Linked DNA regions of Mus musculus: all the other regions are linked to region 4. The links are chromatin loops, found by intact Hi-C in ENCODE. Cell type or tissue: heart. All regions are shown on one strand. Links, peaks and the distances in the headings refer to the core of each region. The heading gives the core; the rest is flanking DNA.

Region 1 (6,118 bases), core at 401-5,400, 120 kb after region 4:
TGCTGGCTTTAATGGTCCAAATTTCAGGAGGGGAACTAAGAAAGCAAGAGTTTTGAGTCCAGGGTTCCTTCTTGCTGCCCATTGAAAATATACTTCATGTAACTTGTGTGAGGCTCTGAGTTCAAGCCCCAACATCACACCAGTCCATCAACTAAACCCTAGTCTAGTATATCCCACCATAATATATAGGGCAGTAGTTTAGTATATCCCATCATAGCATTGAAGACAGTAGTCCAGTATATCCCACTGTAGTATTTAAGACAGTAGTCTAGTATATCCCACCACAGAATTTAAGACAATAGTCCAGTATATCCCACCATAGTATATAAGACAGGAGTCCAGTATATCCCACCATAGTATATAAGACAGGAGTCCAGTATATCCCACCATAGTATTTAAGGCAGTAGTACTGTGTAGCAGGCACCTTCATTTTTCTCATCAGTAAATACTCTGGACCATAAATCCTGTAAACCAAGCTCTTAGCCCTGCCTCCATTGTTTTATTCTAGTATAGAAATAATTGAAGAGCCATTCAGATAGGAATCAGCAGGGCTGAGATTTGAACCCAGGCCTCTGTTCCCAAAGTTCCCTCTCCCTTTCTTTCTCTGTCTTTCTGTCTGTCTCTGTCTCTCTTTGTCTCTATCTCCCTCTTTGTCTCTGTGTCTGTCTGTGTCTGTCTGTCTGTCTCTCTCTCTTTGAGACAGGGTTTCTCTGTGTAGCTCCGACTATCCTGGAATTCACTCTGTCAACCAGGCTGGCCTTGAACTTGGATATCTGGTTGTCTCTTCCTCCTGAATGTTGGGATTAAATACGTAACCACTGTCCGGCATTTACCCATTCTTTATAGCTACTATACAGAATTATTAGGCTTGCTGGGTAATTAAACTCTTGACCATGTAAACTTAAACTTGATCCCATAAGCCATAGGGATGACATGATAAACTGGAAGCCCCTGTAGCTAAGGAGGTGAAGTGGCTTAATTTTCAGACTATGTGATGTGTGTCTCTCTTTTTGTCTTTTGATTTTTAAGACAGGGTCTCACTGTGTAGCCCTGTCTGGTCAGAAACTTGCTGTATAGACAAGGATAACCTTGAACTCACAGAGCTCCATCTGCCTGTTGGTATTTAAGGCATGTGCCACTATGCCTGGATGTATCTCAGCATTACTATGGTGTCACACTCATTCTATCTTTGGTTTTTAGTCTTTTCTTCTTGTTCATATTTCTCTATGTAACACTACGTTTTTTCTTTAAATTGAGGCAAAATACACATATCCTAAAATTTACCGTGTGTGTGTGTGTGTGTGTGTGTGTGTGTGTGTGTGTGTGTGTGTACATCTGTGGGCTGGTTGTATGTTTGTTTGTTTGTTTTGTTTTCTCAAGACAGGGATTCTTTGTGTAGCCCTGGCTGTCCTGGAACTCACTCTGTAGACAGACTAGCCTCATACTCAGAGATCTGCCTGCCTCTGCCTCCCAAGTGCTGGGATTAAAGATGTGTGTCACAACAGCCCAGGGTAACCCTTACGTTTTTTAAGCGAACAGTTTAATAATGTTAAGGATGATCTCATTGTGTTCCAGCCACTACCATCCATCCATCCATCTATCCATCCATCCATCCATCCATCCATGATTGTTGGTGTTATTATTATTATCATTATCGAGTGTGTGTGTGTGTTTCTGTGTGTCATAGTGCAGGTGTGTATGTGTGTGTGTGTGTGTGTGTGTGTGTGTGTGTGTGTGTGTGTGTGTGTGCCAGGGCATGCTGGAAATCAGAGGACAGCTTTTGAAGGTTGGTTCTCCTCTTCAACATTGGGATCTAGGGACCAATTTCAGGCCATCAGGTATGAGACTGACTTGCTGAGCCTCCTTGTTGGCTCTCCAGAACTTCTTTATCTTGGAAAAACTGAATCTCCATTCATTAAACAATAACCCCCGATTCCCCGTCTCTTGCAGCCTGTGGCAACTACCACTCTCTTTTCTGCCTGTATGAATTTGACTAACAGCCTCCCGTATGTGGAATCACACAGCACTTGTCTTGTTATGAATGGCTTGTTTCACTTAGCATAATGTTCTTAAGGGTCATTCATGTTCCTTCTGAGGTAGAATAATACTTCATTGTGTGGGCCACATTTTGTTATCAATAGACACCCTTTTCCTTACCTCTTGGCTATTGTGAATAACTGCAGCAGCACTGGCTATAGAACTGTCTTGTTGATGAGGTTTTTTTAAAATCTCTTTTGGATTTATACTCAGAAGTGCATATTTGGTGTGGGCACGTGCATGTTAGTGTGTATGTGTGTGTGTGTCTGTGTAGGGCAAGGGGATAGCCTCTGGCATTTTCTTTCTTTTTTTTTTTTGAGACAGGATCTCTCGTTGCCCTGGGACTTTACTGAATTGGCTAGCCTAGCTGACCAGCATGCTTACAAGGATCTGTCTGTCATCCTCCATCTCACTGTTGCTGGGATTAGAGCATGTGTCCCCAGCTTTTTATGTGGGTTTTAGGGATCCGAATTCAGTCCCTCATACTTTTAAGGCAAGTGCTTGACCAACTGAGCCATCTCCCCTGCCCCATTGGTACTTATTTAAAAGCCGGAGTTTCTTGTGTCTTATCAATAATGTGGTGGGAACTAGGTCAGATATTTGATATATGCTGTCCCGTTCTCGCTCTTTATCAACCGGGTACAGCAGATAAAATCATCCCCAGTTTATGGCTGACAAATGAAAGCTCAGAGAGATTGCTTATTTGCTCAAAGCCGAACAGCTCGGAAGCCTTGAGGCAGAGTTGAGAGCTGGCTGCTGCCCAAGCCTGCTTTTAATTGTCGCGAACTGCTGCCTCCCTGCGGCCTCAGCTCCACCTGTCTGGGCAATTTTCTGCCTCGGTGGTGCTGTTTCTCTTTCCCCGCTCACATCCCCACCATTTTCCTGCCTTTCCTGTGTTCACGTTCACTGGAAACCCTGAACAACTTTCGTGAAAGCCCTTTGACTGCCAGGACGGTTTTGTGTGCTGGAAACCGACAGAGCAAGGCCTGTAATTTGCTTTCTAATCATAGACCTCCAGATTCACAGTGGCTGCCGGGATCTCCTACCACATCATGTGGCCACCAGCTTGTAGATCGTCAAAGAACCAGCCCCTTGGGGCCTGGGACACTGTACTCCTATGAAGAGTCGGGGGAGGGTTCAGCCCACCTGATTGGGGTTCTCCTAGCTCTCAGATTCTTGGCAACAACATAAGATTTTTCTCTTGAAAAATCTGTAGAAATATTCCACAACACTTGCCCTTCTCTGACTTTCAAAACTGTCAGAGCAGAATATCCCAAAGTTTGGGTGATTTTTGTGGATTTCCGCTCATATGAGACAGCCTTAAAATTTGCAGGCTGGCTGGCATCTTTTTTTTTCTTTTTATTGTGGAGAATTCCAAATGTATAGAAAAGTAGAGAGAACAGCATAATGATTTATGAGAAGCCACCATACGCAGCACTTCTAGCCAATGGCATGGAAGCTGGGCTTTCCTGCACTCATAGCTCACTCCGTAGATGCTCAGTAAACCCACACAGAGACTGAGTACACATTTCTTCTCCCACCATTGCATTAAGAGGCGAGGGCCGGTTGATTTTCCAAGAGAGCCAATGGCAAGAACATGTACTCTGGTGTCAGACACAGTTGTTCAGATTCACAGAGCTGAACATCTTCAGGCAAGTTAGTGATCAGTTTTATTGTCTATAAAATGGGTATAGAAATAGAAGTGCTTACTTCGTAGGTGTGGCTGTAGCTGTCTGGGGTTTGTTTTATCTGGAGACTGGGCTTCCTGTACCGCAGGCTGCCTTGGAACTTGCTTATAGCAAGGATGCCCTTGAACTTCTGATCCTCTTGCCTTCGCCTTCTAAAGGCTGGGATTATGAGTATGCACACTATGCTTGGTGTATGCTAGCCTTGAACCCAGGCCTTCAAGCATGGTAGGCAAGCTCTCTGCCAATCGGGCTACATTCCAGCCCTAGCTAATGCATTTTTAAGAGTTTTCTTTTCTTTCTTTTTTCTTTTGGTTTTTCTGAGACAGGGTTTCTCTGTATAGCCCTGGCTGTCCTGGAACTCTTGTTGTTGATGCTTGTTTGGTGTTGGTGTGTGTGTGTTTCTAGGGATCAAACCTGAGATCTTGCGCCTCTAGACAAGTACTCCACCATTGGTCTATAGCCCCAGGTCTATTGCCACTAATGCTTTTTATTGCTGCTTTGAATATTAAAATTCTAGTAGGAAGAATCCATGTGTTTTAAAAGTACAAAAATAAGTTGGAGTCCACTAGAATTGAAACCCTAGGATTTGGCTCCATTTTATGTCACAGTCAGCATTTAGTTGTAGGCTCAAGAAAAGGTCGCCACAGCCAGAGCCCATGCCCCCAATGTGGATGCTGGGAGCAGGCCCAGCATGGGGGCCACGCAGGCTGGCTCCGCCTCTTTGCTTTGCTTCCATCTGCCCCCTGAGGGTACAGTGACCCCCATGAGAGGGACAGGCCCAGCTGGAAGAGCCCAGAGGTGGTGAGCAGCGACACTGCGGGATGTCTTGTTGCTAGGAGACCCGAGGAGGCAGCAGGACCCATTGCCAGAAGAGGGAGGGGATGATGGTGGGTTGATGTAGGGATGCAGGGCATGTGACCCCAGATGGACTTTTGTGGGGTTCTGGAAGGAGATGGTGGTGCAGCTATTGGGATCCTTGCCAGGAAGGGAGGAGAGGTCGGAGCAGAGACTCTGGAGAACCCGACTCTTTCTGTAGACCAGGACAAGCTGTTCAGTTCTTCCTGCTTGCTGCATGTCAAAATCAGACCAGCATTGGTGTCCCGATTCATTGTGTGGCTCTGGAAAGTTATGTGGCTGCTGTGCTTGCTGGGCCCCTGTCAGCTTCTTCATCTGCAGGATGGGCCCTATCCACTGCACGACGTGGTTTCAGATGTGACCTACAGGGAGCAAGAGCAAGTGCAGACGTGGCTTTGGCATCATGCCAGCATTTCTTATCATTGATTTTTTTTCCTTTGCTGTACAGCGAAGGAACTGGAGTCCCTCTAACCAGGCTGGATTCATGGGTGTGGAGCCTGGAGCGGACTTCCAGCATGTTCCTGTGTTAGAAGATGATGGGGACCTGCTAGCTGGGCTCTCAGCTAGTAACACTCCAGGGAGTGGCTGAGAAGGGCAGCAAAGTTCAAAAGCAGAGAGGGGCTGCATCAGGGGCTCTGTTGAGATTCCAGGAAGGACTTTGAATAGCTCTAGCCAGAAGCTTAGTGTGAGTGGCTAGAGATGATGGTGCAGTCCTACTAATATAAATAGTATTTGTCCACATGTATGTCACAGAATAAAAAAACCCCAAACAAGCAAAATGAAATGATCCCATTGGGATGAAAAAAAAAACCAAACAACAAGCTCTGGAAACATTACAAAGTTATGTATTTAAAACACAAGTGCCAGGTGGTGATGCTACACGCAAGCCCTTGATCCCAGCACTTGGAAGGCAGAGGCAGAAGTACGTTTCTTTCCGTTCAAGGTCTGCTTGGGCTACAGAGCCAGTTCCAGGATGGCCAGGGCTACACAGAAAAACCTTGTCTTAAAAATCAAACCAAACCAAGAAACCAACCAAGCAAACAGAAGGCAGGAGGAGCAGAGTTTGGTCCCAGAGCCATGTTTGTTGTTGTTGTTGTTGTTGTTTCTAAAGCTAGGTGTGGTGACATGTGCCTGTAATTCCAGCACTGAAGGCCCAGAGATCCTTGGGGCTTGCTGGCCAACCAGTCTAGTCTATTAGGAATTCTCAGGCCATTGAGAGACCTGGTCTCCACACACGCATAATGTTTGCACATAGACAATATATATATATACACATAGACAATATATATATATATAATATATATATATATATATGTACACACACATATACATGCACATATGATTTAGTGTGTGTGCGTGTGTACCCACAGATGCCAGGAGGGACCACTGGATCCCCTAGAGCTGGAGTTTCCAGTTGTTGAGCTGCCTGATGTGGGGGCTGGGGGCTGAACTCAGGTCCTCTGGAAGAACAGCACCCACACTTAACCAATGAGCCATCTCTCCGGCCCGAAATGATTTTCTAGTTGAATGTGATGGTT
Region 2 (6,118 bases), core at 398-5,397, 360 kb after region 4:
GCTGGTCGGCTGGGGTGTGAGGGAAGGCTGAGTTTGAGGAGTAGGTCCTCAACAGGAGGTAGCCACAAGTATCAAAGGTACAAGAAGGGTGTGGTACCATCCCGTCATACTGATCAGGGAGTATGTGCTTGAATCCCCGATGGAGGGCTTGTGTGCCCAGAAACCTGCAGACCTGCATTCTTTGGGAAGAGAGCAGCTTCCCCCTGTGTGGTGGCAGTCTTATGACGTAGTGTTAGTGCCCAGGCGCAGTGGCGGCGCAGGGGCATTCCACGTGGGTCATCTCTGTTGGAAGGGTATGATGAGGCCCCTAGTGTGTCCTTGAGAAGGTGTGAAGCATGCTGGGAGTGCCTGCTGAAGAGCATGGGAGAGCAGGCCAGGCGTGTGCCTGCTCCAGTGTGCTGAGATGCACACAGGACATGGGTCCAGCTTCTGAAGCATGTAAATGCCACGATGTGCCCAACGTGACCATGTATCCAAGAGTGAGTCGAGAGACGGGAGTGTAGACTGCACATCCTACTACCCCAGAGCAGCTGACAGTGACAGACGTGGAAGAGCCACTTGGAACAGGATGACCAGCTGTGCACAGCACTCCCCTCTGTCACGGATGGGTCTAGAACAAAGATCGTGGATTCTGGGGCAACACGTTGATGTACTAGGGGGGGTCTCTGATCCCCATCCAGGGACCTCTAATGGCCATTGTAGATCCAGGCTCAGGTTCCAGATCTTGGGGTCTGTTTGTGGGAGAGTTCTTTCCTTTGGAACCCTCTCACTATGGGCTCCTGTTCCATCCCCTGGAGTGTCATGAGAGGAGATGGGGCACAAGGAGTGCCGGGTAAGTGTAGCTGCAGAGAAACCACAGTGATCACAGGAGTGGGGAGTTTGGCTGGAACGAACCCAGCTTGAAAGGAAATGGACTTGGGTAAGGCCAGGCACTCAAGCTGTGACAAAGAGGCCTCTAGAACTCAGGTAATCTTCCTGGCCCAGGGCTTGCTGATGCTGGGTGATCAAGGACAAAAAGCCAGCAGAGAAGGCTCAAAGTGAAAATGGAGGGGTCTGCGAGACTCTATTCTCTGAGTGACTGGCTGGAAACCTGGCTGGCTGCTAGGTCCCATCTGAATCCCTGTCTTCGGATATTCCAGGTGCCCGGCGGAGGGGGAGAGTGGAGCACCACGCTGCTATCCCCTCGAGACATGGATAGCACCGCTGAGGGGCCCATCCCGTGCCGGCGCATGCGCAGTGGCAGCTATATCAAGGCCATGGGCGATGAAGACAGTGATGAGTCTGGGGGTGGTAGCCCCAAACCTTCACCCAAGACTGCAGCGCGGCGTCAGAGCTACCTGAGGGCTACGCAGCAGTCCCTGGGAGAGCAGAGCAACCCTCGACGGTGAGTTCCAGTCTAGAATGACAGCCCCGCTAGAGCCCCACCCCTTCGTGTACGTCACGCCCCTTGAGTTGAACCCTGTAAAAGCCACCACTTTAACTTAATGGGAGCCTGTCCTGACAGTATTTCCACCCGAGGAAGGTCTCAGAACTTGCAGTCCTAACCTTAGATCAGCTGTGTCCCTTAGGTGAGCCTCACACTGCATGCCCTGTGTCTCGGGAGCCTCGCCTTCCTTCACTTTGGCCACCCTAGCAGAACCCTGGCCTGCTGATGGACCCTGTTTCTCGGCTCTCATGCAAGTCCTAGTGACTATCCCCCTATAAGAGTTTTCTCATGCTTAGGTTAGCCCTGCCTGCTAACAACTTGTCTCCCAAACAGCCCACTTACAGTTAAGCCCTGCTCATAGTGGTAATTTGGGGAACTGGTTTAGCTAAATTCTGCCGCAGGAGCCATGTGCATAGGTGAGTTGCCCCAGGGTCCGTTACCCTTCATGACAGGTGAGAGTAATGGTAATGATTGCTGTCCGTTGACCCTGGCCTTGCTGGCTACTGTGCTTGGCCTGCATCTGCAGCCTGAAGTCCTTACCCGAGGGCTAGCAATGTGTCACCCCCATTCCGTAAATAAGGACCATGAAGTGGGAGCAAGAGGTGGTGACTCGCTAGGCACTCTACAGAAAGCTGGAGGCTAATCCAAGCCCTATATCAGGAGCCCAAACTGACCTAGAATAAGGCTGGGGAGGTCCAGGGGTAGGTAATATGAGAAAGACTGAGAAACTAGGTCCTCAGGGCAAGCAGCAGGTCCGTATCTGGATGTCACAGTGGCCCCTGAGGACCTTCGGGCATTTTCCAGTAAATACCAAGGCTATTGGCCTCAACCCACCTCTGTCTAGTCTCTGGAATTACCTCTGATTTTCAGTTTTGTAAGCGGCTGACTAGGTTGCATGGCCTCCAGTTTAAAACAGGCAAATGCAAGCATATGCTGCCACCTTGAGGCCACAGTGGGCATGACAGGCGAAGGCTGTCTGCCACTGATTTATTTTATTAGGTCTCCCAAAGGTGGAAGTTCTCCCTTTGCTTGGAGCCCCCCACCTTGCCCAGGCTGGCAGCGCTTCCACTTGCCCTCAGCAGTTGAATAGTCTTGGACAGTCTTCTCCATCCTGGCCTCGGTTCCCAGGCTGAGCCCTGTCTACCCCTTTCCCTGCCAGGAGTTTGGACCGCTTGGATTCAGTGGACATGCTGCTGCCTTCCAAGTGCCCCAGCTGGGAAGACGACTACAACCCCATCAGTGACAGCCTCAATGACTCCAGCTGTATCAGCCAGGTGAGGGTGACTGGGGGGGACAGAGGGATCGGTGCGGTGCATCGCTGTCTGTCCAGAGCTCTGTTCAGCTGCTGCCTCCACGTCTCAGATGTTCCCTCTGAGAGGCGTTTCCTGGTCACCCTGCATACAGCAGTCCCTGATGCTGCTCCCAGGCCCCCGTTAACCTACCACTCCCTGGTCCCTGGAATCAGATTAGCTCACTGATGCCTGTGCCATGCTTCCTCCTGAGGCCAGGGTTTCCCTACACACTCGTGCTCCCTGTAGGTTCATCATCTGGGCAGGCAGAGGCTCATTAGGTGTTTTCTCAGTAGACGTGTCATGTGTAGGCTCACCCATCTCACCAGCTCTCTCCTGTCTTACTGTGTCTGTCCCCTCCAGTCAGTCAGTCAGTCAGTCAGTCAGTCAGTCAGTGTCTCTGTCTCCTTCCCTCCCTTCCTCCTCTTCCTCCTCCTCCTCCTTCTTTTCTCTCTCTGTCTCTCTCTCTCTCTCTGTCTGTCTCTCTCTCTCCCACCCTCCCTTCTTCCCTCGCTCCCTCTCTGCCCTTTTCTCCCCTTGTTCACTACATTTTCCACAGGTCTTCTGTGTGCCTCCATCTCCATAGCTGTCCTTCACATACTCTATCTCCATCCCTGCCTGCCCCAGGTACCCAGAATGTCTTTGCCCTTATACAGAAAGGCATCTGGAATCTGCCGTGTTGGGGGTCCCCCCACAGACTTCACCCACTGTTCCTTTTCCAGCCCAAGTTCCCATCTAATCCAGGGTTCCTTTCCCCAAAATTTTACCCCTAAAAGGTTGACTGTCTCAAGCTGCCATAGGTGACCCTAAAGTTGCCTACTGTCCAGGAAAAGGTGGTCCTGGGTACCGTCTCTGACCTGTGTTTCTGACTGGGCTGCCAGCCCAAGAGAAAAGAAGTAGGCAAAGCACCCGTGTGTCAGGAAGGGTGCAGAGGACATGTCCTCCATACCGCCAGCCCTGGAAGGAGCTTCCGTCCCTGAGGAAGCCAGGCAAAACTCCTTCAAAACAGAATCCATCCAGGGTAAGGAAGCATCCTGAGTAGCCTGCACTAGGCCTGGCCCTCCTGTAAACTGCACCCTCTCTCTCCTACAGGTTTTTGGACAGGCTTCCCTGATCCCCCAGTTGTTTGGCCATGATCAACAGGTCAGTATGTTCGCCAGTGTTGATCCCCAAACCAGAGTACAGGGCTGGGTCCTAAGCCTTCAGAGGAGGGGTCCAGGTACTCAGCCTGGGTTCAGTCCAAGCAGAGCTGTGTTAGCCAGCAGCCCACCCCCATCCCCGCGTGAGGATGGAGGTGAGGTGACATCATCATGTCCTGACCTGAGCTATCGCTTCACTGTGTCTTACTTTGTTCTTACAACTGGAAAGCACAGTGAGGCTCTGTGGATGGACAAGAAGTCGCTGCAGGGCAGTGGAGCAGAAGCAGGGCAGTGGAGGAGAACCATGAGGTCTCCTGCCTCCCCGAGTCAGGCCAGGGGAACTGGTTGGTCTGTCGCACCCAAGCTGGTTTGCAGTGAGAATGGTGATGGACTGTCTCCCTGAGGAACCACCCACCCACCCTCTGCCTCTCTCTCCCTGCGTGAGACCAGGAAGGCTTCTGTTTAGACAGGTTAGAGGCTTGGAGACATTCTCTAACAGGTTCAGGTCCCTGGGTTTTCCTCTTTCCAGAGTCCCAGTGACCCTTTAAGGATGTGGGGTGTTGGCGTGAATATGGAAGCTTTTAACTCTATAAAAGTTGGTAGTGTGATGCCAGTGTGGCTGTGGCTGTCTCTGTGTCTGTCTGAATTATACTTCTTCTGGACACCCGTGCCTGGAGTGGGCCCTCGCCTCTCAGCTCCAAGGCCAGAAAAGGGGCAGGAAATGTGCAGTTGACCCAATTTAAACTTACCCCCCCCCCCCGATCTCAGTTAGGGTTTTACTGCTGTGAACAGACACCATGACCAAGGCAACTCATACAGACAACATTTAATTGGGGCTGGCTTACAGATTCAGAGGTTCAGTCCATCATCCAGGCAGGATCATGGCAGCATCCAGGCAGGCATGGTATAGGAGGAGCTGAGAGTCTACATCTTCATCTGAAGGCTGCAAAGAGAAGACTGGCTCCCACATGATTAGGAGGAGGGTCTTAAAGCCCATGCCCACAGTGACACACTTCCTCCAACAAGACTACCCCTCCAAATAGTGCCACCCCCTGGACCAAGCATACTCAAACCATCACATCCCCTGTCTAGCTTAGGAATGAATGAGACTCAGACCATGGTTATTTTCTTTGGCTTCGACAGTTACTGGGGGGTTACAATACACAGCAACAGACCAAACCTCAACAGAAATGTACCCAGAACCCAGCCTTTCATCTTGGTCAGGGGTGGGCATGTCTCCCAAGGCACAGAACACAGGGTGGCAAAGCTAGTGCTGGCTGTCTCCTAATTCCCACCATGGTATTGCTGTGCCCCTCCCCATGTTGCAGAACGGTGCGTTTACTCTGTAAGGAGTGCCCTGTAGGCCAGGCAGATCTCTATCCTGCAGCTCCCATGGGTGTATGGAAACATGTTGACATTAACAAGCACAGAAGCACCTGTGCATAGGAAGCCCTCAGGGAGACGCACACGGACTACCTGACACCTCCTATCAGTTTGGGAGGTGTCTGCACAAACATTTATAAGTACTTGTTCATTGCACACAGCTTCCTGCATTATCAGGTGTGTGTGACCAGTGAGTCTTTCCTGGACTCCGTTGTGACCAGGTGATGAGTTCACTTGTGTGATCTTGGTTTTGTTTGGAGACAGGGTCTCATATCCCAGACTGGCCTTAACCTTCCTATGCAGCCTTAAGATCCTGATCCCCCTGCCTCTACATCCCAAGCTCCGAGATGGGCAACTATACCCAGCCCTCATTTAGTTTTGATGGCACTTTGAAATTAATACTGTTATCAGCCCCATTTTATAGATGGAAAACTGAGGCACAGAGTAGATGATTTGCCCACATTCATACTGTAAGGGAGACAATGGGCCCACAGTTGAAACCTGGGCGGTCTGCTTCAGAGCTCTGTTCCTATGGTGCGGACCCAAAGCAAGACCTTGTTGCCCTGGGCAGTCACAGAGACTCAAAAATTCCTTAGTTTTCAGCTTTCAAAGGTAACATTATGCTTTAATGTCCTCTGTAGATGTATTTTGGGTATGCTATGTGGCCTGATTTTTATCTTAACAGATTGTCCAGTGGAACTCCCTGCAGTGATAGCTAATGGTCTACAACCCATGCCTGCCCATGTGGCTTTTGACCCAGTGAAATATGACTAGTATGTCTACCAAACTTTATTCAATTCTAGTTGATTTAAACCTAAATGGCATGGTCATGTGTGTCTCATAGCTACCATGGCAGCACAGGCTCAAACCTTTCCAAACAC
Region 3 (6,118 bases), core at 648-5,647, 150 kb after region 4:
TCTGCAGAGGCTGTCCACGGTAGCAGTAGCCTGCAGGAAGACACAAACTCACGTGAGCTGAGGCTCATGTGGAAACCTCAAATCCCTACCATTATACACCAACCCGTTTACAAACCCTGGTCACCCTGAGGCTCTTAGAAGGTGGCATGTCTTATTTTAGGGGCATCTTGGCCTCAGCCACCCTGTTACTCCTGCTGTTTCAAGTTCTCTGACTTCTTTCCTTGCTTGGCCCCACAGAGCCTGGATATGGACGATAAGGATTACAGTGAGGCCGATGGCCTGTCGGAGAGGACCACGCCCAGTAAGGCCCAGAAGTCACCTCAGAAGATTGCCAAGAAGTTCAAGAGTGCCATATGCCGCGTCACCCTGCTCGATGCTTCTGAGTATGAGTGTGAAGTGGAGGTAGGGGACGCCCAGCGCCATATGCCCTGCCCCAGGCCGGCTGGCCCCAGTACCATATGCCCTGGCCCAGGCTGGCTGGCCCCAGCGCCAGGCTAGCTCCTGTGTGTCCTGAGTCCAAGCCAAACCACAGGAGGACCCACTGTGATGTCCGGAGTGATGGCTTGGCCTGGTACTCCCTGGTACAGATGGTGACACCGAGGTCCAGAAAGGGTCATTACTATTGCAGACCAAATTAAGACTCAGCACGGACTGGCATCAGGAAAAGGTGTCTCGGGGTATCCGTGCCTTGGTAAAAATGTCCCCATTTAAGAACTGATATGCAGGGTTGACCACAAAATAATCCCACTGTGATTCCTAGTTCCACTCTATCTCCTGCAACCCCCACTCCCATCCCCTGGCTCTGGCTCGCATCTTTTGAGGGCATCTTCTCTTTTTCTCCCACAAGTCATAGAACTTTGGTTTTCAGCTGCTTCTCTTGGTTTCTGTTAAGCAGAAATCTCCAGCATGCTTTCAGGCAGGTCCATAGTCTAGGAAGACCCTGGCAGGGCTTGTAAGAGAGACCTAGATGCAGTGGGCATTATAGACCCAGAGAGGGGAGCCTGTGGCAGGAGTGCTGAGGTCCTGCCCTGCTGAGGGGAGGCTTGTGGGAACTCTTCCTGTGTGCACTGGGACCTGGGTCAGCTCCCAGCCCCAACAACAGGTCCACCGGCCTCACAAAAACTCTTCTTTCTCCCTCAGAAGCACGGCCGGGGCCAGGTGCTGTTTGACCTGGTCTGTGAGCACCTTAACCTCCTGGAGAAGGACTACTTCGGTCTGACCTACTGTGATGCTGACAGCCAGAAGGTGCCCAGCTGGGGAGGCAGGGTGTGGCGGGTGGGCAGGGAGAATTCTGCAGTCCTGACCATAGCCTCCAGCTTCCCACAGACTTTCAGTAGGCATCTCCTGTTTCTAAGTTAGCAGCCCTAACCGCTCACAGGTCTCTGGCCCCTGCCCCTAGTCTTTTCTAAGGAATTCCCAAATGTGTAGTGGGAGAGCTATGATGTAGATGCAAGGGCTCCCTGAATAACAGAGCGGTCCCTATCCAGTGTCTTCTTCCCACCCGAGGGGGTGCTGCCTGTCTTTCCTGCTAGTTACAGCCACAATACTTGGTCACTGTGGCCATCTTAGGGCAAGCCCAGCCCCAGTACCATGTCCAAACCCTGCTGGGAATCCAGGCCTCATTCCCTAATGCCAGGTAAATGGATCCAGGCAAGGATGTCCCCATGAGAGTCTGTGGCTGGCTACTTCTGGATAGTCGTCTCTCCTAGTTCCACCCTGCCCACTCCTGCATCTTGCTTCTAAAGGACAAATCTATTCTCTTCCAGAATTGGCTGGACCCCTCCAAGGAAATCAAGAAGCAGATCCGGAGTGAGTGTTTGCTTGTGGTTGGCGTGTGAGGATGGGTGGGCAGGGCTGGCTCCAGTGCTCCCACCGACTTTGGGATGTGCTCCTGGGTCTCCTCTGCCATTCATGGCTGGTCTAAGTGAAGGCAGTACAGGAACGATGTAGAATTACGTTAGAGGTTATAAGTCTGAGGCCCAGAGAATAGAAGCAATGGTGAGAGCCACACAGCAGATTAGTAAAGAAACCTTAAATGCATCCAGGAAATCAGCCCTGCGGAGTCTTCCAGAAAGAGGGGACAAACAGATGACCTGGATACAGTTAGCCTTCTGTCCAGGGACTGTGGAGTAACTAACAGCCCTCCACTCAGGTCCATAGAGTGGCAGCTACTTACACAAGGTCACAGAGCCAAGTGCTGGCTCAGCCCATCTTGAGCCCTGGCTTTTGTCTTGTTCTCGTTTCAATGCCTCTGGAGGAGGGAGATGAGCAGGTTGGCAGCCTGTCTTTTCTGGCCCCAAGAGAAGGAGCGTGTTGGGAAGGGTGAGAAGGCTTTCAAATAGTGGAGGGAGGAGGTGGGTAGCCTTAGCAAATGGACCTGCAGTAGGTGGAGACCTGGGGCCTCCATCCCAGGCCCCACACCTTGGATATGCTTGGCCTCTTCAGGGTTGGACTCCCTGGTCTCCTGGCTGAGAAGCTGTAGCTGAGTCTGTTGCTATGACAGCAGGTAGCTGGCCCTTGGAAGCCAGCTGACTCTACAGGACGGGACTTGAGGAGCTTTTCCTGTAGATTCCTGACAGTTGGAGACAAAGAGGCAGGCACATAGGCAAAGCATGTTTCTGTAGGTCAGCAGGCTTTTAGGTCTGAATTTTAGGTTGTCTTCTAGTAGTGCCAGCCCTGCTGGGAGGCCAGCCTTTCATGCTTTGAAAGAATTGGAACGGATGCAGGCAGCCAAGTGTGTAGAGTTAATAAAGACTAGTAGCCTGGAAAAGAGAGGCAGGCCGGCCCAGTGACAGTGCCCTAGGGTCACTGCCCAGAGCAAGCCTGGAGGTCCTGCCCACCTGTCTTGACACATGGACATGGTCCTGTGACAGCTCAAGCCACGGCCTTCTCACCCTGTAGCCTCCATCCTTAGAAGTGCCTACTCTAGAGGACAGGGGAATTGCCTTAATAGGTAAAGTGCTTGCTGCTTAAGCATGTGGCCCCAAGCTCAGATTCTCAGCCCTGTGGTAAAGCTAGTAGGACCGCACACATTTGTAACATGGTGGGTTCCAGGGCTTGCTGTCCAGCCAGTCTAGCCACAGTGATAAGCTGCGAGGTCAGTGAGGAAGTAGTATCAGAGAATTAGCTGAAAGTGGGTGAGCCAGCACTCATGCAATTCAAGGGGCACTAACTGGAGTCTGTGTCTAAGGAAAAGAGGGAGGACTTAAGGGTGAGAGGGAAGTATGTAGGCTGTGAGGGGGAGTGGGGATGCGTGTGATCAAGATACATTGTGCATTTGTATGACCCTGTCAAGAGTAAGTAGTGCTGGAGAGACAGGTCAGTGGTTAAAAGCACTTGCTGCTCTTGCACAGGACCTGGGGAAGCTGCCCAGCACACACCAGCTGTAACTCTAGTTCCAGGGGGGAATCTGGTGCCCTCTTCTGGCATCTGCATGCACTGCATGCACATGGCGCACTTGATACACAGGCAAAACTCTTTTATGTGTCGAATAAAAACCAAATAAATCTTCAAAAATAATAATAGCGAGATAGAAAGGTAGACAAAGGAAGACGTCCCACATCAACCTCTGATCTCCATAATCCATGAACAAGGTCAACACACACACACACACACACACACCCCTCCTCTATTAGAGCTATGCCTCTGTGCCCATCTCTGAAATGGCCACCTACTCACCCCAGTCCTGTCCTTTGGTACCCCAGGGGAGCAGTTTTGCCTCCTTTCTGTAGCTGGTCACTTCCCCTCACCCTTGATGGTGGTGGCTTCATGAGCCCTGGTATCCAGGGCTTCTGAGGTAGCTATCCTTCCCTCAAGCCTCGTTGCCTGTCACCTAAGACACCTTGAGCCATGCCTCTGAGGCTCTGCTTCTTCTCAGCAAGTGGACTAGCCCTTCCGGCCTCAGCTGGAGTGACAGGAAAGTGACACACACTTAGACATGACCAGGCATAGCTGCCGTGTGCATTTCAGAACTGTCCTGTGTCTCAGTCTCCTCACTGTAAAGTGGGGTGGTGGTAGCAGAGCTTTGGGCTTGCTCTGAGGAGGAAATGAAGTGTCATATATACGACAGACACAGCAGCACCTGCCCGGGTACACTCAGTGTACACTGGCTCTGTACTCTTTGCTGTCACTGCCGTCCTTCCTGAGTCAGAGCCTGTGTCCCTGGAGGCCTTTTCTAAGGAGTCTTTGTGACTGAGCTCTGGGGTCAGGTGACCAGAGTTTGGAAACCTGCTCTCTGTAACCAATTAGCTGACTGGTCTTTAGAATCTTTGTCTGTGGAAAGGAAGTAGAGGTGGGAAGGCAGCTTCCCGGCAGAGTACTTGCCTGGCAGGCTCAAGGCCCTGGTTTGGTCCTGAGTGCTGAAAAGAAAACCTGCGGCAAAACAGAACAGCAACAAAATTAGCCAACCATCCAATCAGCAAAAACCGCACTCTTAGGGTGATGATGTTGCCTGGGTCTCCATGTTCTCATCTGCTAACAGTGCTTTGGTGAAGGGGTTTCTTTTTATCTTCTTTCCCATTATTAACGCAGCATGCACGCTCGCACGCGCGTGCACACGCACGCGCACGCACACACACACACACACACACACACACACACGAAGGTCAGAGGATGCTCCAGGAGTTTCTCTTTTCACTGTGGGTTCCGGAGACTGAACTCAGGTCATCAAGCCTGGGTGACAGGCACTTTTCCCCACTGAGCCACCTCACTGGCCTACTCCCAAGTCTGTTAGCCTGGGCCTCAGTTTCCCTGTCTATCAAATGGAAATGATGTTCCAGGAGCAGGAAATCCATGAGAGATTGCTCACAGGCTAGGGCATCTAGACGTTGATGAGTCCTCTCTGATGTCTCCTGCCTTTCCCTCTTAGGTAGCCCCTGGAACTTTGCCTTCACAGTCAAGTTCTACCCTCCTGACCCAGCTCAGCTGACAGAAGACATCACAAGGTGAGGACTGTGAGGAGAGGGGTAGTGTGCTGGTCCTGTGGAACTGTGAGCGGGGCCAGGCATGCTGGCCCCGGGAGACAAAGGCTGTATGTGTTAGAGTAGCGAATGCAGAGGGGTCCCTGGGATCCGTGTGCCTTTAGAAGGACAGATGTATCTAAATGCCGTGTGACTGACAGAATGGTTCATCAGATAAAGGCTCTTGTCCACAAGCCTGGCACCTTGAGTCCAGTCCAAGGAAGCCATAAGAAAAGCAATTCCAAAGCCATCAACTAAGATGGTTGCTGTCAGGCTCTGAGAACTCTCTAACCTGTGGGGACTGGGCCTGAAAGCTGAGTGAAGTTAAATATTGTAGATATTTATGTTTGAAAAGCCATACATTTTAAATCTTGACAGCCAATATGAACTTTTTGTAAATCCAGTGGGAACCCTCCCTGGGCCAGGCGACCTGGCAGGTCTGATGTTCTGGGTGGAGCGCCAGTGTGTGTGTTGAGAAGGAGGGGTGACAGGCTTGGCATGTGGCAGTTAGATGTCCTCTTGTGCAGATCAGGCATGTGGAGGTGAGAGGGAACACACGAGCCCCATGGAGGCTGCCTCGGCTACTGCGGTGAGTTTGGGCCACAGAGGTTCAAGTGGCCTGAGAATTGGCAGTGAGGACCGAGCGTCCCTCTGGGTGGAGCATGCATGGGCTCACCCTGCCTCTGGAAAGCAGGACAGGAAGAAGCCCCCTGTCTTTACGTCCTGTCAGAGACAGGGCCTCAGCATTCACATGATGTCTTGGTCTGGCACCATTCACACCGTGGGCCTTGCACTCTCAAAGTAAACGGAGGACTTGGAGCTTTTCGCAGTGGGAGGAGCCGCTAAGCTGCCCTGGCTCACTCCCACTGGGCCCTTTTCTTTCCTCTCTGTTCTCTTTTGTTGGGGTGCTAGGGATTGGACCCAGGGCCTTGTGCATTTTAGACAAGCACTGTATACAAGCTATATCTCCGGCCCTCTTTTTATTTAAAAAATTAATTATTTTAGTCTTATTTTACTAATACTTAGGTGTCAGTGTGAGGTGTGTGTAGGTGCCTGTAAAGGCTAGAAGTAGGTGTCAGATCTCCTGGGTCTAGCATTTCAGGCAATTGTGAATGACCCTGCATGGGTCATGGGAACAGAGCACAGGTCCTCTGGAGCAG
Region 4 (6,118 bases), core at 411-5,410:
GTGTTCTGGGGCCACTGTGAGGTAAAACAGTCACCTGATGTTTGCACAGTGGAGCTGTTAACTGAGGGATTTAACAGGCCTCCCAGGTAGACGGTGCATATGCCATGGACACACTGGTCATGGCTCATGTCCCAGGCATGACAGAAAAGGGTGGCAAGAAATAGATTCGTGGTACTCAGAAAGGTGCACAACTTCAGGCTTACGATCTGTGCGCTTCTAAAGCTTCCCAGTTAATATTCACACTTAGGAAGACTATGGGTAGCTATAACCACAGATGAGTTCGTTTAGGTTTCACAACTCCCGTCTCATTTTGGCCTCACACTAGCCTCCCAGAGGTTGGTAGGGCACTCGCTCTCTTCTGACAGAGAATAACCAAGGTACAAGAATATGGCTGTCTACGGTCATGGAGTGGAAGGGAGGGGGCAAGGTTCAACCCAGCTCTGTCTGACTCCAAAGCTCTTCTAGAGAACTGGGACTGAAGTTGACCGGCCAGTTCCTTACACTGCACATCACCAAAGACATTTGGTGCATTTTGGCCAACCTTATGCTGGTCCAGGGTATGAACGGAGGCAAAGATGGGGAAGGCTCATTTTCTCCGTCTCGTCCACTGGACCTGCAGCATAGTCAAAGCTGACAATGCCAAGTGCCAGGGATATTTATAAGTGGTTTCCAGGGACTGGGAGGACTGCTGCAAGGCTGGAGGCTTTGAAGGAACTTCCTGAAGGAGCCGAGAGGAAGATGAGACCCGTAGATCCAAGGTATACACAGGACTGACATGCTCTGGAATTGGCTTGTGTGGGCATCCCCAGCTGAGTGTTACATATCAGCCATTTTATGAGTTGGTAACACAATACTTTTTTTTGTTGTTTAACTTATAACTTTGTTGATAATAATCACATGTAAAGATATTTTAGAACACTCATATAGGAGACACGGGATAACAATGGGAGCTCTTTGGGATTCATGTAACTCCTGCAGGCAACTCTAGAGGCTTTCTCAGTCAAGAGCAGAGGCCCAAAACTGGCCAGATTCATTTTGTGGAACCAACCGCACGCCGTGCACTGACTTCCTGTCCGAGCCTTGAGTTTACTGTGGAAGATAGTGACAGAGAGCCTCAGTATGCTGCAGTGCCACAACATGAAACCAACCCATTTGTCGTCCTCAAGCAGACAGTGTCACCGCAGGATAGGGGACCAAGTGCGGTTGCTTGCCTCTGGGAGGAGTGCTCCCTGAGCCTGCCTTTGGAGCAGGAAAAGACATAAAAGCTCATCTCAATGGGGACTAGAAAATCAGGATGAGGGAGGGTGAGACCCCCAGGAGCTCACTGTAAATTGGAAGTATAACTGGATCGCAACTGACACTTCCTCCCCCACTCCCCTCCGCTTCTGAGCTGCAGCCATGATGTAACAACAGACAGATTTGGGAAAGGGACTCCAGAAAACATTTCCATTCCGTTGTGACTTCACAAACATCAAATGGAAATGACAGAGACCCCTCCCACCAGTGGAGTGATTAAGAAAAGGGCGGGACAGGACACTTAATGAATACTAATTAAATGCATACTATTTCAAGTGTCTGCTGCATACCAAGTGGTCATCCTCTGAAGACCCGGTAGGAAAACGCTTGCTCGACAGGGCAGAGAGTGTGAGAGGAGACAAATGAACCAGATCTTTTGGAGATCAATAGGGGGAGGTCAAAACAGGCCGGTGGGCCGGGTGTGGTGGCGCACGCCTTTAATCCCAGCACTCCGAAGGCAGAGGCAGGCGGATTTCTGAGTTTGAGGCCAGCCTGGTCTACAAAGTGAGTTCCAGGACAGCCAGGGCTACACAGAGAAACACTGCCTCAAAAACAAAACAAACAAACAAAAAAACCCGAAAAACAAACAAAAAACAAAAAACAAACAAACAAAAAAAAAACCAGGCCGGTGGGACAAACCAGGAATTCCTGAGCTTGGAAAGTTCTCTTGCCTAAAATCTAAAAAATGATTCGTGCCTTCAGTAACCTGGGGCCATGGTGTTCTATGAGGAAAAAATCAAATACAAAAAGGATCTTGGGGCCAGCAATATGATTCAGTGAGCAAAGGAGCTTGCCGCCAAGCCTGATGACCTGAGTTCAATCCCTGGGATTCATTGACACGGTGGATGTTGAGAACCAATCCCAAGCTGTCCTCTGGCCTCCACATCCATGCTGTGGCATGAGGCCCTCTCAAGAGGAAGCCTCATGTGAGACTGAGAGATGGCTTTTGGGATTTTTTTAAAACTCACTAGGGAATTTCTAATAAGTGTGCGTATTTTATTCAATATGAGTAGTGTTGGCACCCCCTATTTTTGTCATGCCAAGGATTGAACCACGGGTGTATTTACCACTGAGATACACCCCCATGCCCCCTTAAAAGATAGTTTATATTAATTATACATTTTCTAACATCTGCCAGTCTTATTTTGGAGACAGGGCATCTATTTGTAGCCCAAGGTGGCCTTGAACTCTTCATCCTCCTGTCTCCACTGTTGAGAATTCCTATGCCCCATGCGGGGGCCTAATGCACCCCTTATGTGGTAACATTTGTGTGCCTGGGGAAAGTGCACGTTTCTCCATTGTTAAACTTATCAGCACCACTGGGGGGAGTGTTGTTCTTCCCGGGCCAGGCCCCTCTCCCAAAGGGATTAAGGCTGGCTATCACCAGAGCAAAAGGGGATTTATCTCAGGCCTGTTAGTTAAGTAGGTAGCAGATTGGTGGAGGGCTGGAGGGGTGGGGAAAGCTGCCGAGGCAGATTCTGAACTGCAAATGCCCGATACTCAGGCGAAGGAGGAAGCCACTCTCACAGCCCTTGCCCACAGTAAACAAGCAGCTAACCAGCACTTCCCAGCCTGTGGGAACCAGCACATCCACCAGTGGGACCCAAAGAGCCCCAGCACCTTTGCTGCAAGAGCAGGAATTGAAATGATTGGCTTCCGGACTCTACAGGTTCGGGGGACTGACTATGCTAAACTTCATGTTCTCTGCCTCAGGCTTGGAAGGCTGAGGTTACAGGACCACCCAGGGCCACTGGAATGGCTTTCATTCTGTTCTCACCTCCATTATTCATCTGTAAAATGGGACCACTCACGGCCGGGCGTGGTGGCACACGCCTTTAATCTCAGGCACTCGGGAGGCAGAGGCAGGCAGAACTCTGAGTTCAGCCTGGTCTACAGAGTGAGTTTCAGGATAGCCAGGTCTACACAGAGAAACCCTGTCTGGTTAAAACAAAACAAAACAAAACAAAACAAAAACAAACAAACAAAAAATGGGACCACTCATTCAAAAAGTCTTGCAATAGTTTAATGTTCAAAATCTTTTTTTTTTTTTTAATTTTAAAGAAGGTGTGTGAGCCGGGCATGGTGGTGCACGCCTTTAATCCCAGCACTCGGGAGGCAGAGGCAGGCAGATTTCTGAGTTCGAGGCCAGCCTGGTCTATAGAGTGAGTTCCAGGACAGCCAGGGCTACACAGAGAAACCCTGCCTCGAAAAACCAAAAAAAGAAAAAAAAAAAAAAAAAAACAGAAGGTGTGTTAGAGAGATGGTTCGGCTATTAAGAACATGTACTGTTCTTATGAAGGCTACCAACCACCTGTAACTCCAGCTCCAGGGTATGTGATACATTCTTCTAGCCTCAGATGGCAACTGAATTCACACACAAACACACACACACTCACACACACACACCTTTGCACAAGTGCATCTGTGTGCAATCAAAAAATAATAAGTCTTTTAAAAAAATAACTTTTTTTAAAGCATCCTTGGTTAATGTTCATCTGCCACCCCAGGGCTTCTAAACAGGGCCCAGCCCAGCCGGCAGCCATAGTTGGGAGCTCATGAGACACAAGTTCTGTCAGGTACAGTGGCCGCTCTATGTAATCCTACCATCCGGAGGTAGACACAGGGGTTCAGCGTCATCCTTAGCTATCTAGGGAGTTGGGAGTCATCGTTGGCTATGAGACATGGCCTCAAAAAACAAAACAAAACAAAACAAAACAAAACAAAACAAAACAAAACAAAAACAAAAACAAAAAACCCCAATAAATCAGAGTCTCATCCAGGTGCAGTGGTGTATGTCTGTGCTCTTGCAGTCCAAGCACCTGAGACACTGACATCAGAAGATTGATTCAAAACTGAGGCCAGCCTGGGCTATATAGCGCATTCCAGGACACCCTCCTGGTGTTGGACAGCCTATGGGTATTGGCAAGTATCAACCTAGTGTGATATATAATAACTGTACTGTCCTAAAGCCACCCAGTTCCACCTATGCCTACCCCACCTTCCAGCCAGAATCATAGGTCTGTTTTTTTGTTTTTGTTTTTTTTTTTTTTGGTTTTGGTTTTGGGTTTTTTTTTGTTTTTGTTTTTTCTTTTCTTTTCTTTTCTTTTTTTTTGTTTTTGGAATTCTCGTTCCTTTATTTTTTGATAAACTGCTAGTAAGCTCCCATTAGAAGATCTTTAACATTATACCAAGTTGTCTTGGTCTTCTGATCATATATACACACACACATATATATATGCATCTTTTTTCAAGTAAAGAAATGTTTAACAGATGTAAACTATTTATTGAATATTTGCCACCAAATATTGTTAAATACATTATCTTGCAGCATATCACTTTCAAGTTAAAATGTCAGAAACAAACACCAATATTTACAGTTCTTGTAAGGAATGTTATATAATGACACATTAAGGCGTAAATTCTTTTGGCTTATAATTCTTAAAAGAATGATAATAGCAAAAGTGATGCAAAATCTTCAGTGTGAGATTATGATTAAGCTACATTTTACAAAAATATGGTGTAAGATGGCAATAATCCCATTCAACATCCTGGATTAGGTCCCTCGGGAGGGACTGATAATTTATACAGTCAAACTTTAAAATTTACAGATAAATGCAGTTTAATACTGCCACTGAGAAGTACATCTCTTAACATATACAACTTTCAGGCCACAGTTTTGAAGGTCTGAAGTATCAAGTTGGTTTGATGAATTAGCCGGTTGGCACTTATGAACACATTTATTGCCTTGCCATCTTTAAAATAAGTCTTTAGAGTGTCACTGAAACTTTTGGAGTATTTTACAAATTCTTTCTTTTGGTGTTCAAGTGCCCTGCGGTTCTGGTACTGATATTTTTTGAAGACATTATTCACTGTATCAAGTAGTTCTTTTATTGCACTAGCTATATCCTTGATTGTCTGCAGAAACCTCACTCTGTCATTGATCTCATCGGGAATCTTACTGAGAATCTGTTTAAGTGCCCGTGCCTTTTCATTTAGGTCCTGGAATTCTGGCTCTGGCCGCTCAATCATGTACTCTTCTACGTCATCAGCTGCCATACGAAGGAGGGACTCAGTGAAGTTAACTTCTACACTTTTTTTCTCTAATATTTTCATAATGATGTCTTGTGTGAGGCCTGGATTTTCCTTTTCAGCCTTAATGAAAGCGGCTCTCAGAGTCTGAGCTGCAGACAAATTTACTCGTTCTAGCTCATTAAACACAGGATACATGACTGCATAGAGAGGCATAGAAACCATGGAAGTGATCTCAGCTTCATTCTTCATCTCTTCCATTGTCATCCTCATTCAAAAGCCAACTACAGTAGAAAAAGCAATGCTAAAATGCAGAGGAATCTTCATTCACTGCCGAATTTCTTCCCTTTTTTATGTGTATGTGATAAAGACTGGTACACAAAGAAGAACAGCAATCGGCAACTGAGGCACGGACTTCACTTCCCACCTTTGGAGCCCTCTTCAACTCCCGGATCAATTCACTCAGGCGACGCCGGAAGGACCCCTGTTTTTGTTTTTTCAAGACAGGGTTTCTCTGTGTAGCCCTGGTTGTCCTAGAACTCACTCTGTAGACCTGTATGTATGTATGTATGTATGTATATATATATATATATATATATATATTGCAAATTCTCAGACCCAAGAGCTATTAAATCCAAAAGTCCAGGAGGGAGGGCTTGTTAACAAAGCTCCAAGAATTCTGAAGCACACTAGAGTAGTTTTGTTTTGTTTTTTGTTTTTTGAGATAGGGTTTCTCTGTGTAGCCCTGGCTGTCCTGGAACTCACTTTGTAGACCAGGTTGGCCTCGAACTCA
Region 5 (6,118 bases), core at 428-5,427, 170 kb after region 4:
GAGATTCTTAGATGCCAGAGCTGAGTCCAAGGGAAGATTCCAGCCTTACCCAAGAGCAAGATTATCTCCCAGGTGGCTCCTCTCAAATAGCCTTACAGATAGCCCCTAGGCTCCCCGCCCACTTCTCTCTGTCCCAGATGATGTCCCAAGCAGATGGCCAGCATGGGCAGCTGTCTGTGGCTCATCCTCCCAGGGCCCAAGCACACTGCTCCATCTGTAACACTGGCATGAACTCGTACACACCGGGCACTCCAGCTCTACCTGACTTCTTCGTGTGCTAGGCCTTGAAACTCACCTCTCTTCTTCCTAGTCTCAGGTTTCTCGCCCCCACAAAAGCTTCACTTCCACCCTAGCTTCCTGGTCTCTCTGACGGTGTCTGACTTCTCCTACTCTTAGAGAGTCAGTACTCAGAAGGCATCCGAAAGGTTCTGGGATAGAGAAGGCAGCAGCTCACGGCAGGCAGTGCTGCACGATCTTTCTCTGGTCCTGAGTAAGGGAACGGGGCCCAGTTTTCTAAGTGATCCAGCTTAGGCACTTTTTTCTCCCATGCCTCCATGGAGCCTGAGCGGTTGGATGGGGGCTCAAGGGAGCCCAGACTGAGCACACTATTAAGTGATCCTAGTCTTGACCAGAGGTAGGAGCCACGATTCAAGAGGGTTCCGGGAAGCCAGCGAGCCAGTGCGGCTCAGTGAACAGAGCAGGGACGTCTCACCTTGGAACACACAGCCTGCTGTGCCTGGATCATAAACAGGAAAGTCTGTGCCTGACTCTGTCTGTGCTCAGAACACAATGGGTGCTCACCGAGACTTGAGGGCTCCGTGGAGTTGAATGTTCTTGGGTAAGGGAGGCAGGGGAAGAGAGGGCACGACACCATCCAGTCACCCCATGCCCCTGGTCAGGACACCCCGTGGAGTTCATTGTCTTTGCTTCCTTGACTCCTGGGACTGTTATGAGGGGGACAGTGTAGGGAGGGGTAGTGGAGGGTGGTGATCCCAGTCTTCCTGTGTCTTCTGCCCACAGTAGGTCATCTTATACCTCTCCCTCTTCTCTCATGCCTAGTTCCTGGACAAGCCAGAGGATGTCTTGTTGAAGCACCAGGCCAGCATCAATGAACTCAAGAGGACCCTGAAGGAGCCCAACAGCAAACTGATCCACCGGGATCGAGACTGGGATCGGGAGCGCAGGCTGCCCTCGTCGCCTGCCTCCCCCTCCCCCAAGGGCACCCCGGAAAAAGCCAGTGAGGTAGGTACCATGCTGTGGCCCTTGATGGGACTGTGAGTAAAGAGACACAGAGTTGGGTGGGGCAGGGGCTAAGTACATATTTACATTTATCCTCCACACAAATAATGTGTCTCCTAGTTGCTTACAGACATGAGGGATGGGGAGGCAGGTTAGGCTGAGAAAGTCAAACCCACTAACCCCTGAGTCCCATGGACCATCTTAAAACATGAAAAACTCCAAAAAATGCATGGTAGCTTGTTTGTGTTCCCCTTCAGTCAAGCAAAGGAAACTGGGGAAAGGGTGCTTGCTAGAAACTCCGAGACCCCCTGTGGGACCCACTGAATCAGAGTTCCAGGGAACCAGCCTTTTAAACAAGTGCCCCAGGCAAGTCTCTTGCAAATTCAACTTTAAGAATCCTGGAAGCTCTACCCAGGAGCCAGACCCTTGGGGGCTTATGTGAGAGTGCAGGGAGAACACGGTCCCTCTTGGGAGGATCCTCAAGTCTCACCAAGGTGGTAAGTCCACTGCACAAACCCAACGCTCCTGAGACTGTCTCAGGACCCTGTGTGTCCTGCCTCCAGGGTGGAAATCAGGGGGCTATTTTCTTAATTGAGAAAGATGAAGACAGGCTTTGGGGAAATCCCATATCTATACCCCAAGTTATTGTATCGGCACTTGTGGAATCCTGGCAGGATTTACCCATTTCAATGTATTCGTCTTCTCGCTCAAGCTGCCGCTCACCGCTCACCAGATTGATCGTGTTCTAGACTTAAGCTCCTGGTTCCATTACCTGAGGGCTGAGGGCTCTGAGCTTGTTACTTAATCTCTCCAAGGCCCTGTTAGGTGAATAAGGATGTTTACAAAGGTCAGATGAAATAATGCCCGGAGAGGGACCGCATGGCCACTGTGTTGCCTGATATGGAAAACTTGGTCTTCCTTATGGAGTCCCAGGACTGTGCCTTGCAGAACTCCAAATCAAAGCTGGAAGGACGCTGGGAACCCTCTGTTTAAAGACTGCCTTTTACTGAGATCCAGAGAGACAAAGACCAACTCGGCACGAAAGATGCGTTTGCTGTGTTCCATGAGTCATTGTGCTTGCTTGTCTTTAATTCACAGCTGGCTTGAGGCAAGGCCAGATCGTGTGCAGAGCGGGCGAAGAGCCAGCTGTGTACCTGCTTTCTCTCCAGTGCTTTGAAAATTGGTGATGCAGTCATGATTTAGTTCATAGAGCGTTTGATTGAACTGGTACCCGCCATGGTCTGAGCTCACCAGATAACAGAGAGCTTTCTTGTGAGGCATAAAACTAACCCAGCTGGGATTCCATAGCTGCCAATATCAATATCACACAGTCAGGGTTGCTTTGGGGGCCTTGAAGCCTGATACTCTAGAAAGGAGGCAAGTTTCTGCACCTACTAGCAGAGGTGACAGACTTAAACATTATGACACCGTGTTGTCAAATATGCATGTCTTGATTGACATTTGTAGTTACCCAGGATGCACATGGTCCCCAGGCTGTAGATTAGACCAGCCCCTTTTCTGAGGGCTTCTGAGGTCCCAGCACAACCAAGACTCAGACTGGTGCACAGCACTCTCCTCTAGACCGCTCATTCCCTCGGGAAAGACTTGGACAGGGTGACTTCTAACATTCCTGAGACGGGCTAGGTCTTGGCCTGGATGCAACTGAAGTGTGATGGAGAAGCTACCCAAAGGGTGAGATGCCCGCAGAGAAAGAATGGGCAGAATGAATGTTGGTGAGCTAGGACCAGAGTTAAGGGGTGTGCCCCACCTGCTGGTGACAACTGGAACTGCTGACAGAGGGACCGGTTCCAGCCACCACCTCCTTAGCCCTGAAAACTGTAGTCGGTACTCATGAGGAGTACAGGAGCCCACCTTGGAGTTATGGACCATTTAGAGCTGGCTTTTAGGGCCTTGGCATTTATGGGTTCTTGAGGATTTGCAAAATAGGGAGGAGTCATAGACAAGAACTTCACTCTGTCCTCCGGTAGGTGATGTTACCTCTGTGAGTCTCGTTGCATAGGTGATCTTAAAGGGGACCAGAGTGTCATCCCATTGGGAGGTCATTGGCAAGGCTAACTGAACAATGAAGGTGGGAGTTCAGTGTCCCCTAAGAAGTGTTGACAGTTATGGGACACTGCTGAAGGTGACTGGATCCCTGGCCCAATATGGCTCTCTAGAGGACCCTGCAAGGACATGCCACCAGAACTCCCAGAGACATCTCTAAGCTTGCTGGGTCCCACCCAAGCCAAGGGGAAAAGCAGCAGGAACTTGAACTGTTCCCATTGGTCAAACCCAGGTAGTTTGAAAGCCAATTAAGGGGTGGTGGTGGTGGTGTGGATGTGTGTAGCACTGTGCACACCTCTGTGTGTGTAGGGGGGTAGTGGTGTGTGTGTGTGCATTACTAGGCACACCTCTGTGGGGGGGGCATCTTCCTTAGTCACTCTCTACCATTTTTAAAATCATCTTTATTTATGTGTGTGTTTATCTACAGTGTGTGTATGTATGTATGTTTGTGTGTGTATGTATATGTATGTGTTTATCTACAGTGTGTGTATGTATGTATGTTTGTGTGTGTATGTATATGTATGTGTTTATCTACAGTGTGTGTATGTGTGTATGTGTGTGTGTGTATGCATGCAGTGCATGTGTCTGTGTGGGGTATGTATGTATGTTTGTGTGTGTATGTGTATGTATGTATGTATGTGTGTGTGTGTATGTGTGCATGCATGTGTCTGTGTGGGGTATGTATGGCGGTCAGAGGACAACTTTGCAGAGTCTCTCCTTCGTCCCTGGGGCCCTGGGGATTGAACTTTGGCTTTCAGGCTTGGCAACAGCACTGTCACCCATTGAGCCATCTCACCAGCTCCTCTACTTTATTTTTTGAGATAAGCCTCTCATGGAACTCGGAGCTCACTGATTCAACTAGGCTGGCTGGCCAGTGAGCTCCGGGCATCTGCCTGGCACCTCCTCCCCAGAGCTGGGACCACACCTGGCTTTTTTTCATAGGTTCTGGGGATCTGAACCCAAATCCTCCTGCCTGTCTGAGGATTTTACTAATTATGGCATCTCCTCAGCTTCTCAAAGACAACTTTTAAAAAATATGACTGTGACCCCCACTATAAGTTCGAATCATAGCCTGAGCCATGACACCTCCGGCAGGCTTGAAGTCAGAGTCTAATGATGGTATTCTAAACTCCCTCAAGTGTTAGTGAGAATGGGGTTCTGGCCAGAAGGCACAGGATTGCCTTGCTGTTGTTATCTGTCTTTTCCCTCAGAATGGCTCCTTCCTGACTGACCCTATGAACTAACATGTTAATATGGGGCTTACAAAGCTGGACTATTTACAGACTATGTGTGTCTCTCCTGCTCGCTCTCTCTCTCTCTCTCTCTCTCTCTCTCTCTCTCTCTCTCTCTCTCTCTCTCTCTCTCTCTCCTTTTCCTCTGGCCTGGGCCTCCCCTGCAGGCCCAGAGGATCCACGACACTTCTCAGCAGGACTTGGTCCCTGGAACAGCAGCAGGCTTGGAAGTGTTCACTCAGAAAAGCCTCGCAGCGTCTCCTGAGGTTACTGTCTTCACTCTCCCACACCCCTTGCCCCTGGGCCTCCAGCCCATCCCTGTCTACCCTCCAGGATCTTAAGAAAACCCTTTCCCTGGGGTTGTGGGGAACAGGCCAGACTCTGCTGTGGAGAGGATAGCAAAGGTGGTCCACATTGTCCCTGTCTTATAAATGGCAAGTGTCCCCACCCCAGGGATCCACGAAGGGCCAGCCCCTCCCTCATCCATTATGTACCAGTAAGGACAGGATTGCTGCTACTCCCAGAAGACAGAAAAACTGGTTCCCTCTAGTTCCAAGGGGGCAAAGGCATGATCCTTTCCGGATGCAGGCTCTAACTAACATTAAGCTTGGGATTAGGTGTCTTGACCCTTGACCGTGACTTGCCCTGAGCTCTTGTCTGTGTTTAGAAGCCTGATTATAGTCTATGGGTTAGGGCACAGTCTCCTTCTTTTCTCTCCTTCCAGCCATCTAAACTCATCGGACATTGGCAAAAGTACATGTCTTCCTTCCAAAAGCATCCTTGAGTTTGTAGAGAGGCAAGCCTTCTAAGTGAGGAGGGCATTGCTTCTGGGTCCAGATGAGCACCAGGTCAAAGGCTCTTGGGGTTTTCTGTGGCCCTGTGTGGATGCTGGGTCTGGATCCCTACATCCCATAATCTGTTGGCCGTGGGAGTCTACTGATAGGAAAACATCCTTCATGTAGCCTCTGTGCCCCATCTGTCGGTGTGGCTTCTGAGGATATAGACGCTATTCCTCCCACAGAGAAAACTTCTGTAGCAGACGTGAGTTTGCTGTGAATGTAGGAAGGAGATGAGCAAGCTCCAGACAAGGGAGAATACAGCCTGCAACTCTCCCTGAAGTCTTCTTCATGTAAAAATAAAAACAAACCACTCAGTGTCGTCTCCTGAGAGCAGTGAGACAGTGAGGCAGCAGCATCCCAGCGTTAGGGACATGGTGTCGGGAGATGCTCTGGTGTCGGGAGATGCTCTTAGAAACAAGGACAGTAGGGTATAGGGGACTTTCGGGATAGCATTTGAAATGTATATAAAGAAAATATCTAATAAAAATAAAATAAGAAAAAAAAAAGAAACAAGGACAGTGCCTTGTGGGGTCTGAGCCAAGTGTGCACCTTTCTCCAGTGACCTGCCACATCAGCCTTACTGTCTCATCTACAGTCATCAGGACCTCCCTGCCTTCCTACCCCCTCCCCCACCCCCTCCTTCTGTCTTATCCCTCCTTCCACAGGGCCTTCCCATGTTGCCCTGGCTGGACTCAAATGCGTGGTCCTCCTGCTTTGGGCTCCCAAGTGCTGAGCATGAAGTTT

Evidence for each region. Peaks named below come from ENCODE experiments on the same cell type or tissue, not always from the same donor. Only the 100,000 strongest peaks of a DNase experiment are listed, where the experiment ranks them.
Region 1: it touches region 4 in a loop (5-fold over the local background); 5 of 42 quality-filtered maps call a loop at or near these places.
Region 2: it touches region 4 in a loop (2.4-fold over the local background); 3 of 42 quality-filtered maps call a loop at or near these places.
Region 3: it touches region 4 in a loop (2.9-fold over the local background); 2 of 42 quality-filtered maps call a loop at or near these places.
Region 5: a loop joins it to region 4, with 8 times the contacts of the local background. A loop is called at or near these places in 11 of 42 quality-filtered maps.

What each region holds. Positions count from the first base shown.
Region 1 is chr2:156,457,847-156,463,964 of GRCm38, forward strand. All of the region lies in intron 2 of Epb41l1 (erythrocyte membrane protein band 4.1 like 1), which reads left to right. Among named protein-coding and RNA genes, the nearest start is that of Gm33977, 38 kb to the right of the region's middle. In heart, for the core only: a CTCF peak has its summit at 2,840; no DNase peak of the experiment used is centred there; H3K27ac peaks cover 565 bases; H3K27me3 peaks cover 336 bases.
Region 2 is chr2:156,703,271-156,709,388 of GRCm38, forward strand. It overlaps Dlgap4 (DLG associated protein 4), which reads left to right. Exons shown (of 13, transcript NM_146128.6): 4 at 1,140-1,384; 5 at 2,586-2,700; 6 at 3,808-3,858. It overlaps Gm34111 (a long non-coding RNA gene), which reads right to left and starts at 4,731. Exons shown (of 2, transcript XR_375168.1): 1 at 4,700-4,731. In heart, for the core only: no CTCF peak of the experiment used is centred there; a DNase peak (open chromatin) is centred at 2,441; H3K27me3 peaks cover 2,650 bases.
Region 3 is chr2:156,494,720-156,500,837 of GRCm38, forward strand. It overlaps Epb41l1 (erythrocyte membrane protein band 4.1 like 1), which reads left to right. Exons shown (of 25, transcript NM_001368800.1): 4 at 238-402; 5 at 1,141-1,245; 6 at 1,767-1,809; 7 at 4,868-4,943. It overlaps Gm33977 (a long non-coding RNA gene), which reads right to left and starts at 4,074. Exons shown (of 3, transcript XR_375167.4): 1 at 3,679-4,074; 2 at 1-30. In heart, for the core only: a CTCF peak has its summit at 3,427 (motif pointing left); no DNase peak of the experiment used is centred there; H3K27ac peaks cover 1,920 bases; H3K27me3 peaks cover 655 bases.
Region 4 is chr2:156,342,243-156,348,360 of GRCm38, forward strand. All of the region lies in intron 8 of Cnbd2 (cyclic nucleotide binding domain containing 2), which reads left to right. It also overlaps the pseudogene Gm14253. Among named protein-coding and RNA genes, the nearest start is that of Scand1, 33 kb to the left of the region's middle. In heart, for the core only: CTCF peaks have their summits at 2,618 and 2,819; no DNase peak of the experiment used is centred there; H3K27ac peaks cover 647 bases.
Region 5 is chr2:156,512,969-156,519,086 of GRCm38, forward strand. Epb41l1 (erythrocyte membrane protein band 4.1 like 1) reads left to right here. Exons shown (of 25, transcript NM_001368800.1): 15 at 1,060-1,242. Among named protein-coding and RNA genes, the nearest start is that of Gm33977, 17 kb to the left of the region's middle. In heart, for the core only: a CTCF peak has its summit at 3,020; a DNase peak (open chromatin) is centred at 3,003; H3K27me3 peaks cover 380 bases.